2 separate regions of the Homo sapiens genome follow, and region 1 is linked to region 2. A link is a contact called in ENCODE Hi-C or POLR2A ChIA-PET data. All regions are on one chromosome and are shown on one strand. Each heading gives the region's core, a stretch centred on a gene start or an enhancer-like site at or near the end of the contact. The rest is flanking DNA. Distances are from core to core; before and after follow the strand shown.

Region 1 (5,504 bases), core at 2,935-5,434, 180 kb before region 2:
ATGGATTGCTCTAAGGTATATAACAGTAGCCAGAATGGTTCTTTTAATGATCCTCCAAAGCAAAGCAAGGAAGGCCAGCTTCTGAAAAGATAAATGTAAAGTGAGTGCCTAATGAAGTGCGTGGGACACAAACATGGCCTCCTTCCCCGCCAGCTCACCACAATAGATGCGTGCTTATCTCTCTGTTACCTGTTCATCTCACATCCAGACCAAGGAACTGTGTTGCAAAAAGCACTCCTTCAGATATGGAGGACCAGGTATGTCCTAGGTAGGCCTTGACTAGTGGGAAATTTTTCTTGGCTTTTAAGGTACAGGAGAGCCCCTTTGGTGAGGCTGATAGACTTTGAGGGGTAAAACATTTCTTAGATTGTTTAAATGACTTTCAGTCTTGGCTCAAAACTGATGTCACACTAGAACCATCTTTTGCTGATCAATTAGTTCAGGGCCACATCAAACAAAATGGCATGGAATTTATTTAACATGCTAAAGGGGAAAGACTAGTACCTTATAAACTAATGTTTAGTATAGTTACACTAGATGCATTGGTTTGAGCTATGATATGGCCTGATCTTTTTTTTTCAAGTGACCTTTTGAAGGTGGAGCCTAATTTTTCTCTCCTTGAATGTAGACTCTACACAGTGACCAGCTTCTACAGAATAGAATATGGAGGAAGTGAAGGTGACCTTTGGGATTAGAACTTGCTCTGGGGGAAGCCAGCTGTTCTGTTGTAAGAACACTCGAGCAGCCCTACAGAGGGGTCCATGTGACATGTAACTGAGGCCTCCTGCAAACAGCCAGCAAGGAATGGAGGCCTTCATGTGAGTGAGCTATCACAGCCATGTAGATGAGCTATCTTGAAGAGAATCATCCAACCCCAGTCAAGCCTTCAGATGACTGCAATCCCGGCTGACATCTTGACTGCAAACTCATGAGAGATCCTTTTGAGTTGCCCCCAAATTCCTGACCCACACAAACTGTGAGATGTTATCTCAAGCTCCTTATTTTTGGAGTAGTTATACAAAAACAGACAACTAATAGAGGGACCCTTTTCCAAGACCTAGAGCATTATAGCTAGGACCCTCTTAGGCGCCAAGCAAAGCATACAATACCGCATTTTAGTTAGATGTGTGTGTGTCTGTGTGTGTGTGTACACGCAAGTGCAACATAGAGTGTGCAACTTCATTGTACAACTCAAGGAATTTTTGCCTATATAGTATATACCCATATAACTACCACCTAGGTCAAGATGTGGAACATTTCCAATACCCTAAAAAAAATTCCTTCATGTCCACAACCAGTTGATAGCTCTTCCTAGAGATTCACCACTTTTCTAATTATTTAATATAACTATGGATTACTTGCCTGTTCCCGAACTCCATAAAAATGGAATGTTTCACCTTGCACTATTTAATGTCTAGCTTCTTTCACTCATCATAATGATTTTAAAATTTATGCTGTTGTTACGTTTCATTAGTTTGTTCCTTTCATTGCTAGGTAGTATTCCATTGTACAATTATATCAAATTTATCTATTTCCCTATTGATAAACATTTGGGTTGTTTCCAATTTGAGGCGATTATGAGTAGAACTATAAATTTTCTTATAGCAGTCTCTTTGCAGACCTTTATGTTCAATATTCTTGGGTAAATTCTTAGGAGTGGAATTGACGGGTCACAGGGTATATTTTTAAATAACAGTTTTCCAAAATAGTTGTACTTTTATATGCCCACTCAAAATAATTTTTTTCATTTGAAGCAAATCCAATTTAAAATAAAGAAAGACAAAAGTTGGTCTTAATGAAAAATGAACAGCAATGAATAAAGAGCTTCCTAAATTACTTGGAATAGTCAAGGAAACTCATGTGTAAGGTACAGAGCTATCTGACAGCAAATCCTCCAGGCAAACACTTTGATTTTGATCATTGGTTTGGAAATAATTTTAGTCACTTAGATAAAAGTTTTTCACAAAGATGAGTCAAGCAGGGGCCCAAATCCCAAGAGAAGAAGAATTTACATAAAGCATCCTCCAGATGAGTTTTTCACTCTGTTAAATGGATGACCCGAAGGGAAAAGAAAGCCTTCCCACGTGGCACCCTTGTTTACTGGGCCAGCTCAGCACTGTGACAAATGAAGCAACGTCTTGATGCCTAACGCAGCTCGCCTGCAGGCACTGATTCGGCTTTGTGTCTCGCCTGAGTTCTGCTTCAAATAAACAGATCGGGGAAGTTTATTAATGATGCACTCTGGGGCATCGGGCTGTGATAGGCAGCAGGCGCTGCACACAGCCCCAGTGGCCAGTCTCCAGCTAGTACAAGAGGCAGCTCTAAGTCCTGCCTGTTTTGGAGACATCCTGACACCCATGGTGTTGTTTTCGTTGGTTGTATGAAGTGGGAAAAAATGAAGACTGGAAAGCCAGAATAGCAACTCCAATCTCAGCAACTTCAGGGGGATGCTCAGAGATGCTCAATGCAATGTTTTTCTATTTGGAAAATTTCGAAATTGGCAACAACCTAGATGCCCAAAAATAGGAAATGGTTAAATAAAAGCCCCTCTCCCTCCTGCAGACAGTGGGAATCATTGTGTTTGAGAGCCGAGAAATTAAACAATGAGGCCTTAGAAAAATCCTGAGGCAGCAGTGGATTGAGCACAGGGTGGGGGTGGGGGGCAAAAAGAACACCAGATTCAGAGGGCTCTAAGTGCATCATAGGCAATTATTTCCAGACCATTCAGGAATAAACCAACGCAAACCAATGAAATTCTTATGACTTTCATTATTATAAGTGCCCTAGCTTCCAGGGGGAAAGGAGTAAGAAACTTTTTTTTTTTTTTTTTTTTTGAAGACAGGGTCTCACTTCCAAAGTCCAGGCCAGCTTGCAATAGCACTATTACAGCTCACTGCAGTCTCAACTTCCTAGGCTCAGGTGATTCTCCCACCTCAGCCTCCGGAGTAGCTGGGATTACAGGTGGGTGCCAACATCCCCAGCTAATTTTTTGTATTTTTAGTAGAGACAGCCTCACCATGTTGCTCAGGCTGGTCTCAAACTCCTGAGCTCAAATGATAAGCCTGCCTCAACCTTCCAAAGTGCCGAGATTTATAGGCGTTGAGTCACCACACCTGGCTGAAACTGCATGTTTTTGAGTACCTACCTTGGGTCAAGCACTTACCAAGTATTAATTGACAATCCTCACAATGGCTCTGTGAGGTAAGTACCGTGGTCCTCATTTCAAAGATGAGCTCTGCCTCAGGAAAGCTTAAAAACTATCAGAAGTTTCCTCAACTAACAGGAGAAAGACTCAGGATTCAAACTCCAGTCTTTCTAGGCCAAGCTGTTGTTCTAGATTTTACTGACAGCAAATAAAGTTTAAAAGGAGGTTTTAAATGGGCAGCTGCTACCCTTAGCCACAGGCAGGAGCCCCATGCTCAGTTTGAGCAGAAAAATGGGCTTCCCCTTGAGTTCTCCTCTTAATAATGAAATGGCTCTCCACTGCCCAGTTTTTAGCTTGTTTTCCTATGAAGAAGTTTGAATAAGAAGCCTCTTCCCATGAAAGCATTGCCTTCCTGAGCGTAGTGACCAGCCTTGAGCTTTACATGGCAGTGACTTTTCCTGCTGTCCCCATCCAAACTGGGGGGGATAGCTTTCCTGCTACCTAACTCAATTTTCTAATGCAAAGGAAAAGCAACCTGCCTTCTTCATTCACTATCTTATTTAGAGACATTCTCTATACTAGAGTCCCGGGGTTTTTATAAGCCACACAAACAATAATGCATTACTTCAATTATTATCTATTGTGTGTTTTGGGGGCTTCTTGATAACAGCAGATTGGAGCACACTTGGCTGGTTTGCCCTTATTAAACCGTGAAGGTCACTTCTCTTCCAGGGCCTGTAATCAACGAGCCCTCTCTTCTCTTCCACAAATGCATCTCTTCCAGAGCCTTTGCAATTATGGCTCATTTCTCTAGGTTTCATATGGCAGGCGTCTGAACAGAATTAAAAGCATGAGCACGTGCAAAAATAATCCGCTTCCCAAGATAGTAAATGCTGAGAAGTTCTATATTAGAACACACTGTGAGTGCTGACTGGCTAGGGCATGATTAACCTAATAGGCTTAAGCTGCACTTGCTATCCACATCTGTCAGGACGCGAGCAAAACACAGGCCCGTAATCCACCAGGCTGGGAGCCTTCAGAATTGTCCCGCTGCTCACTAACAGCAGAGGGTTCCAAACTTAGAACAACAACAGGACGACAGGTACCACTCCCTCTTCACATTTGGACCAAGAAAATAAAGAAAGCTGGTTCCAAGTTTAGGATATTGTACCATGGACTTCAAAGAATTCTGGCCTGAAAATTGCCTGGATGGACTAGTAAGATTGCCTTTTGTTCCTATTTCAAATATGATTCTTGGAAAATTGTGAAGGTGGGTGGAAGATGACTACAAGCTGAAATCATGGGGTGTACACCTTCACACAGTGACCTTGTAAACAGCGTTGCAAAGAGTGGCATTCAGTTCTTGAAAAAGCCCAAAGCAATTCGGCCAGGATGTCAGGGCGGAAGTGAAAGAGGTTCCATCCCTTTGCTGGTTAAAAACTCCACCTGCTATGACGCTGGGGAGGGCCTGGCAGAGGAGCAGCCAAGTCCCAGGAGGAACCAAACCACAGCTAAAGGTCTTTGTCAGCTCATGGGAGATCCTGCTTCAGGCAAAAGGAAAGATATGGAAGGACTGATCCCAGGAACCAAAACCTCTTCATCCCAGCTGAACAAATCACAAAGCCACATGGCTAAGGATATTCCGTTCAAGACACAGGGTTCCCATGGATCACAAGGGGCAGACTTTTCTGGAGATGAGAGTGAGGAAAGTAGTACCCAAGATACTTCCAAATGGAAAAGGACAGCAAAATGTCACACGTCAAGCACACAGAGCCACTGCTACCAAACCATCCACCCTGCTCATGAGCCTGAAGGCAAAGTGGACTTCCCGGAGCCTCTGGTAAAGGCCCACCAGCAGGCTTACACCTATCTACACTCCAGCCTCTCCAAATATGAAGCAATTCTGTGCATCATCCATCAGGCCACCCAGACCCGGGAGCTGCTGCAGCCCATGGTCAGCTTCTTGCTGCTGTGCTTTGAGGAGATCAGCCAGCTGTTGGGGGAGATCTCCAAGGATGGAGAAGTGCTCCTGCAGGAAGTCAGGGAGGATCTGGCTTGGCCTTTGAAGAAAAGAGAGCCCCAGGAGCAGCCAAATCTCCTGCAACAGCTGCTACAGTACACAGTCAGCAAGCTGCAGGTGCTCAATGGCACAGTGGCCTCGCTCACCGGCAGCTTCCTGGAGGGCTCCAGCAGCTACCTCCACTCCACTGCAACCCACTTGGAAAATAAGCTGAGCACAAAAAGGAATGTGGATGAACGCCTCCTGAGGGCTCTGAGGCAGCTAGAGAGCCTGGCGAGTGGCTGTGGCGACCCTGGGGTGCAGGGTCTCCCCTTATGCTCTGAGGACAGTGGCATTGGT
Region 2 (5,813 bases), core at 2,884-5,383:
CACTACACTCTCATAAAAATACACATATAGAAACAAGCTTCACAGAGAAACTTCCCACGGCTAGTAGTACTCTGATACTTTCCATTCTATTTTGTTTTTTTTTTAATGTTACAATCCACTAAGTTTATTACATAATCCACTAATGGATCAAAATCTGCTCTGAGAAATACTGAACTCTAGACACCAAAAAGTATGCCAAGTTTCAAGTTTCATTCTGCAATTAGTCTCCTAATCCATTTCTTCATCTATCTCACTGCCACTGCATGTGTGTTTCACAGATAACAGTGAACAAAATGTATTCATTTTACAAAAAATCACATACAGTATTTATAACAAATCAATTAAGTCCTAATACACAGAAACTTCTATTTCTGCCAATCAGATCTATCTGCAACCTTTACTTCTTAGGAAGTTTAACTGTTAGCAAGACCTCAAGACAGACCACTGCACAGCACATGTGAACTGCCCTACATCTCTAAGGGATGGTAATGCAGATACCCAACTCAGACACCCTGTCCAATGTCTGAAATGCCATGTGCTTCATTCAACAAGTACTAAGCTGTATAGGGTCATCTTAATTGCAGTGACAGCAAAGCAGTATAAACACATTTACTGTGATAGCCAATAGCAGACAAGGTCTGTTAGAGAAGGAAAAGCAGAAAAGTCGGAAGACTTTCAAAAGTTTGAAGACAATCAAATAGCAGCATCAGTTCCTAGGTGGCTCAGTCACTTTACTATGTGGCTTTGGTAGAGAATATAATTAACATTTCTGCCTCAGTTTACACACATAAACTTGAGGAACTCTTAAAAACAGCATCCATCTAGATAGAGTCCCTCCATTTGTATTTTTGCACTTTCCTATCTTCTTGTCCTCATTAAAGGTCCTCTTCCCCCAGGCTCCAAAGACCAAATGGAATGCTCAGCTACATAACGTACAAAAACCCTCTAAAAACTATTGTGGCACGAATGCAAAGTATTGTAATCATTCTGTGACCAACAAGAGGTGACAATCTAATTTTTCTAAACACCTGTGAACCACAAACTTAACCCGTTACCCAAGAAACCCAGCACTAACTAATCTTTCTCCATTGATGAGTTATCATCACCACACTTTGTCCTTGCGTAGCAAACTGCCAATTACTAAACCAAACATAGAATACTTTTCTTACAAATTGATTTACCATATTAAATGCCAAATTAAATGGTAAAACGAGTCCAGATTCACTCAATAATAACATTTATTAAGCCACTTATTACATACTAGGCCATACTACACCAGTCACATACATTGCCTAATTTGATCCTGAGGATCCTAAAAGGTGGGTGATGATACCTCTATTTCAAATTTGAGAGTACTATATGTCATCATATAGCAGGACCTTAACAAAATGCTGGAAAGTGGGTTCAGAGCAACATCCTTTTCATGCCTCATACACTAAGCCTCAAAGATGTAAAATAAAAGGAAGGGTTTAATAAGATGAGAGCACCTTAACATGTGCCTTTTTTTTCTAAGATATCTTGTTACAGTACATATGACTTTTTAATTTTATACCATAATATATGTGCAAGTTTGTTTTAATACAAGAAAACTGTCTCTCCTTAGTTTATAAGTCAAACTGATGCTCCAAGAGGACACACCCTCAAAGTAGGGAATGTCTCTACATTCCTTCCAGCTCTCTCAGTTCTGTGACTCAAGATTGAGAGTAACAAAATCGGGGCACTTGACCAGGAGTTCGGGGCACCATGACTCTAGAGGCCACACTCCTTTATTGGTTATTAAGGCTTGAGTCAAGTCATTTACCTTTCTTAGCTCTGATTTTCAATCAGTTTTTTTAAAATGCAATTAATTTCAGGGGATTCCATAGTCATGTGGTTAAAAGGAGACAGTGCAGATAAAACGATGCTGAAACCTAGAAAAAAATTTTGTTTAATGTAGCTCAACTCTCGTTTGTCAATGAGGTCCTCAAAATTAAAACAACTTGCTCAATATGACAAAGTAAGTTTTGAGTCTGGGCTATGAAACCAAATCCAGTTATTTTTCTAGTTTACCATAGTGTTGCACATAATCCAAAACTATGACTTTTAATATGAGATTAGGAAATTTCTCTTGGGCATACAATGCAACTGAAACTCAACAGAAAAGCAAAGTGGGTGACATTTTTTCCAACCTAATATTAACTATCTGTTGCAGATAACCAAGAACCGAGCTCTTAAGGACCTGAGTTCTAATCCTGGTTCCATTTTTTACTTTATTCAAGTTGCTTAGTTTCCCAGAGTTTCTGTTTCTTTCCCCGAAACAAGGCAGAAAGTTCCTTATCAACACTTCAGGACTAACCACACAAATATCAGATATTAATAATACTTAACACTTAAAGCACTTACCTGTCAAGAACTATTCTAAGTGTTCTCTGCATTATTAAATATATTAACCTTCACAACCACTCTATGAAGAAGATATTATTATCCTCATTTCATAAATGAGGAACCAGAGGGGCAATTACCACTATGAAGCAGAGGCTAGAATCAAATATAGACAATATAGCCAGCTTGGGTCCACGCACCTACCTAACCACTGCTCCGTATTTCTCTCAGCATTAGTATTACTATCACTTTACAGGACTGTTAAAATACAACCACAGAAAACTTTGAAAATAAAAGATAAGCAGAGCGCTGTAATTTTAACAATAAAAACTGATTTTTTTTTTAGTTTTATGTTTGACTTATAAGCCCTGATAGGTTTATTTTATGAATCAACAGGATAAACTATGAAAATGTAGCTTAAAATTTGAAAAATATCTAAACATGCCCAAAGTATAGCAACTTATATGTATCCCTTTTCCCAACCCAAAAATTTAGCAGGCTTCCCAGGTCGTCAGAGAGAGTAAGATCCTAAATAGCTTTTACAGTTCTCCACATTGAAACAGCTCACATCACACACCTCAGGATACCTGATGTTTCCAAATCACTTTGCAGTGATTCGGTTTGGCTACTCTGTAAACGCAATAACCACGTGCATGCTGAGTTAGAGAGATGTAGCTGAGTGACTCAACAGTGAAAGGCATTTACCTGACACGGGTCCCTAACAATGAAAAGCTCTGCCTAACTCGGCAGTTTTCCATCTAAGGGTAATTTCATCTGCACTCATAAAACATTCACTAAATCAAGCTACTACTTCACTTAACCTCCACATCCTAATACAGACTTCAGATTGGGGTGGGTGGGGAGCAGTGTGATCGGCTTGAAAGCGGGGCGGGAGGGGCGAGCAGATGTTAAAATCAAAAAGCAGTGAGTTCAAAAAGCTGAGAATGTAGAGGTGCCTGGGAAAGGCAAAAGTTAAGAGTTGAGAGTCCCACAACCTGGACGGGGACGAGAACACGTGGTGAGCCGGCACCCAAAGGGGGGGCAGGAGGGGGAAGGTCCGGAAGCAAGTACAGACTAGTCCATACCAACTGCCCAGTGCAAAACTGATGAGCCGGATCACAGACAGAGGAAAGTTAGATAGTCCCAAGATGGGGCTCTGTCAAAAACCAGAACTCTGATGAGCCAAGGCCCGGCAGAAGGAAGCCGCCCCAGGGGGACCAGGGGACTTGGCGAACATGGCTGCCCGTCAACAGTGGGGCCCAGGCCTCATTGGGCCAGCCGGCAGGGCTCGGATACGAGGCCGGCCGGGTCGAGCTGCGCCCTCCCTCACTGCCCTCGCGGCAGGCCGCACGCGGGGCTGGCGGCTTGGGCCCTGAACGCGCCGACGCCGCCTCCAAGCCTTCTGGCCCGGGCCGCTGAGAGCCACGCGCGATGCCGGACCACGCGCCACCCGGCCCGGAGGCCCGAAGCCGAGCCCGGGAAGGCGCCCGCCCCGCGCAGTCCCGCTCGCTTTACCTTGGCCTGCAGCCGCGCTGGCGCCCAGGCCAGACAGGTGCAGGTACCACTGAGGTGCGCGGAAGGCACGTACTCCTGGTGCAGCCGGTTGTTGGCCGTCTCCCATACTCGTAAGTGACCGTCGGTAGAGGCCAAAGCGAAGTAGGCCTGGCTGTGCGGGGAGAAGGCGCAAGGGACCCCAGCAGGGGCCAGGGGGTCGCAGCTACCGCCGCCGCCCGCCGCCATTGCTGCTCTGGCCCCGCTGCAGCCACGTGTTCGTCCGTGCGCAGGCGCACCGGCGCGGGGCGGAGCCTGGAGGAGGAAGTGAGGCGGAGGGAGCGCCGGGGGCTCAGGGAGTGGATCTTCGCGTCGCAGGAGAGCTTCTGGCGGATCCGCCCTGTGGACGGTGGCCCGCTAGGGCCTGTCGCTATCTTGTTCTGGGCGGGAGTGGGAGTATGGGAGAAAGTAATTGTAGAATTAAGATCAAGTCCTGTTCCTTTAAAAAAAAAAAAAAAGGGGGGGGGCCGGGCGCGGTGGCTCACGCCTGTAATCACAGCACTTTGGGAGGCCGAAGTGGGCGGATCCCCTGAGGTCGGAGTTCGAGACCAGCCTGACCAACATGTAGAAACCCCCGTCTCTACTAAAAATAAAAAAATTAGCCGTGGGCTGGGCGCGGTGGCTCACGCCTGTAATCCTAGCACTTTGGGAGGCCGAGGCGGGTGGATCATAAGGTCAGGAGTTCAAGACCAGCCTGGCCAAGATGATGAAACCTCGTCTCTACTAAAAATACAAAAAAATTAGCCGGGCTTGGTGGTTGGCACCTGTATGTAATCCCAGCCACTCGGGAGGCTGAGGCAGAGAATTGGTTGAACCCGGGAGGCGGAGATTGCAGTGAGCCGAGATCGCGCCCCTGCACTCCAGCCTGGGCGACAGAGCGAGACTCGTCTCAAAAAAAAAAAAAAAAAAAAAAAAAAAAAAAAAATAGCCAGGCGTGTGGCGCACGCCTGTAATCCCAGCTACTCGAGAGGCTGAGGCAGGAGAATCGCTTGAACTCGGGAGATGGAGGTTGCTGTGAGCCGAGATCGCGCCATTATACTCCGGGCAACAAGAGTGAAACTCCGTCTTAAAAAAATAAATAATAAATAAATAACAATTTTTTAAAACTTTAAAGAAAATGATAAGGTAGAACGAAAGGTTTGAAGGAAATCTTCAGCCGAGCGCGGTGGCTTACACCTATAATCCCACTTTGGGAGGCCGAGGCGGGCAGATCGCCCGAGGTCAGAGTTCGAGACCAAGCTAGGCAAAATGGCGAAACCTTGTCTCTACTAAAAATACTAAAATTAGCCGGGTGTGGTGGTGTGTGCCTGTAGTCCCAGCTACTCGGGAGACTGAGGCAGGAGACTCCTTGAACCCGGGAGGTGGAGGTTGCAGTGAGCCGAAATCGCCACGCCACTGCACTCCAGTCTAGGTGACAGAGCGAGACTGTCTCAAAAAAAAAGAGAGAGAAAAGAAGTCTTCACTTTCAAATTGATAATGATTGTAACAACTGCTTCCGTTTCCCCCTATTCAATTCCAGGCTGTAATCATTTACAAAATAACAATGTATTCAGTTATAATAATGTAAAAGTAATGATCGGAACAACTATTCCCTCCTGTTTCTCCAGATTTATCTCATGTTGCTACATCAAATAGACATTTTTAGGCACACGCCCATAGTCTGGAGGCTGAGGGAGGAGGATGGCTTGAGCCCACGAGGTCGAGGCTACAGTGAGCTATGACTGCTCCACTGCACTCTACCCTGGGTGACATAGTGAGATCCTGTATCCAAAAAATAAAGGGTAGATTTTTATATTTCTCCTAAATATTCACCAAATCAATGCATTCTAATTCAAGGAATGCTAGGTACTGTTCAGCCCACACAGAGCCTATTGCCTGCCAGGAAAGATAAAAACCACTCT

Evidence for each region. Hi-C counts contacts between places; a loop is a spot of excess contacts on that map. ChIA-PET counts read pairs that join two places held with the same protein, here RNA polymerase II (POLR2A). Pooled maps may share reads with other maps.
Region 1: a loop to region 2 is called in a pooled map, with 2.1 times the contacts of the local background. The contact joins the promoter of PCARE here to the promoter of WDR43 in region 2. A Hi-C loop is called at or near these places in 2 of 50 pooled maps. POLR2A ChIA-PET finds 5 or more read pairs at or near these places in 3 of 52 experiments (MCF 10A, activated CD4-positive, alpha-beta T cell and naive thymus-derived CD8-positive, alpha-beta T cell).

What each region holds. Positions count from the first base shown.
Region 1 is chr2:29,073,203-29,078,706 of GRCh38, reverse strand. It overlaps PCARE (photoreceptor cilium actin regulator), which reads left to right and starts at 4,184. Exons shown (of 2, transcript NM_001029883.3): 1 at 4,184-5,504. The coding sequence starts at 4,446.
Region 2 is chr2:28,892,987-28,898,799 of GRCh38, reverse strand. WDR43 (WD repeat domain 43) reads right to left here and starts at 4,133. Exons shown (of 18, transcript NM_015131.3): 1 at 3,877-4,133. The coding sequence starts at 4,101. RefSeq lists enhancers at 2,744-3,365, 3,440-3,539, 3,366-3,989 and silencers at 3,640-3,759, 3,780-3,829, 3,870-3,929, 4,070-4,149.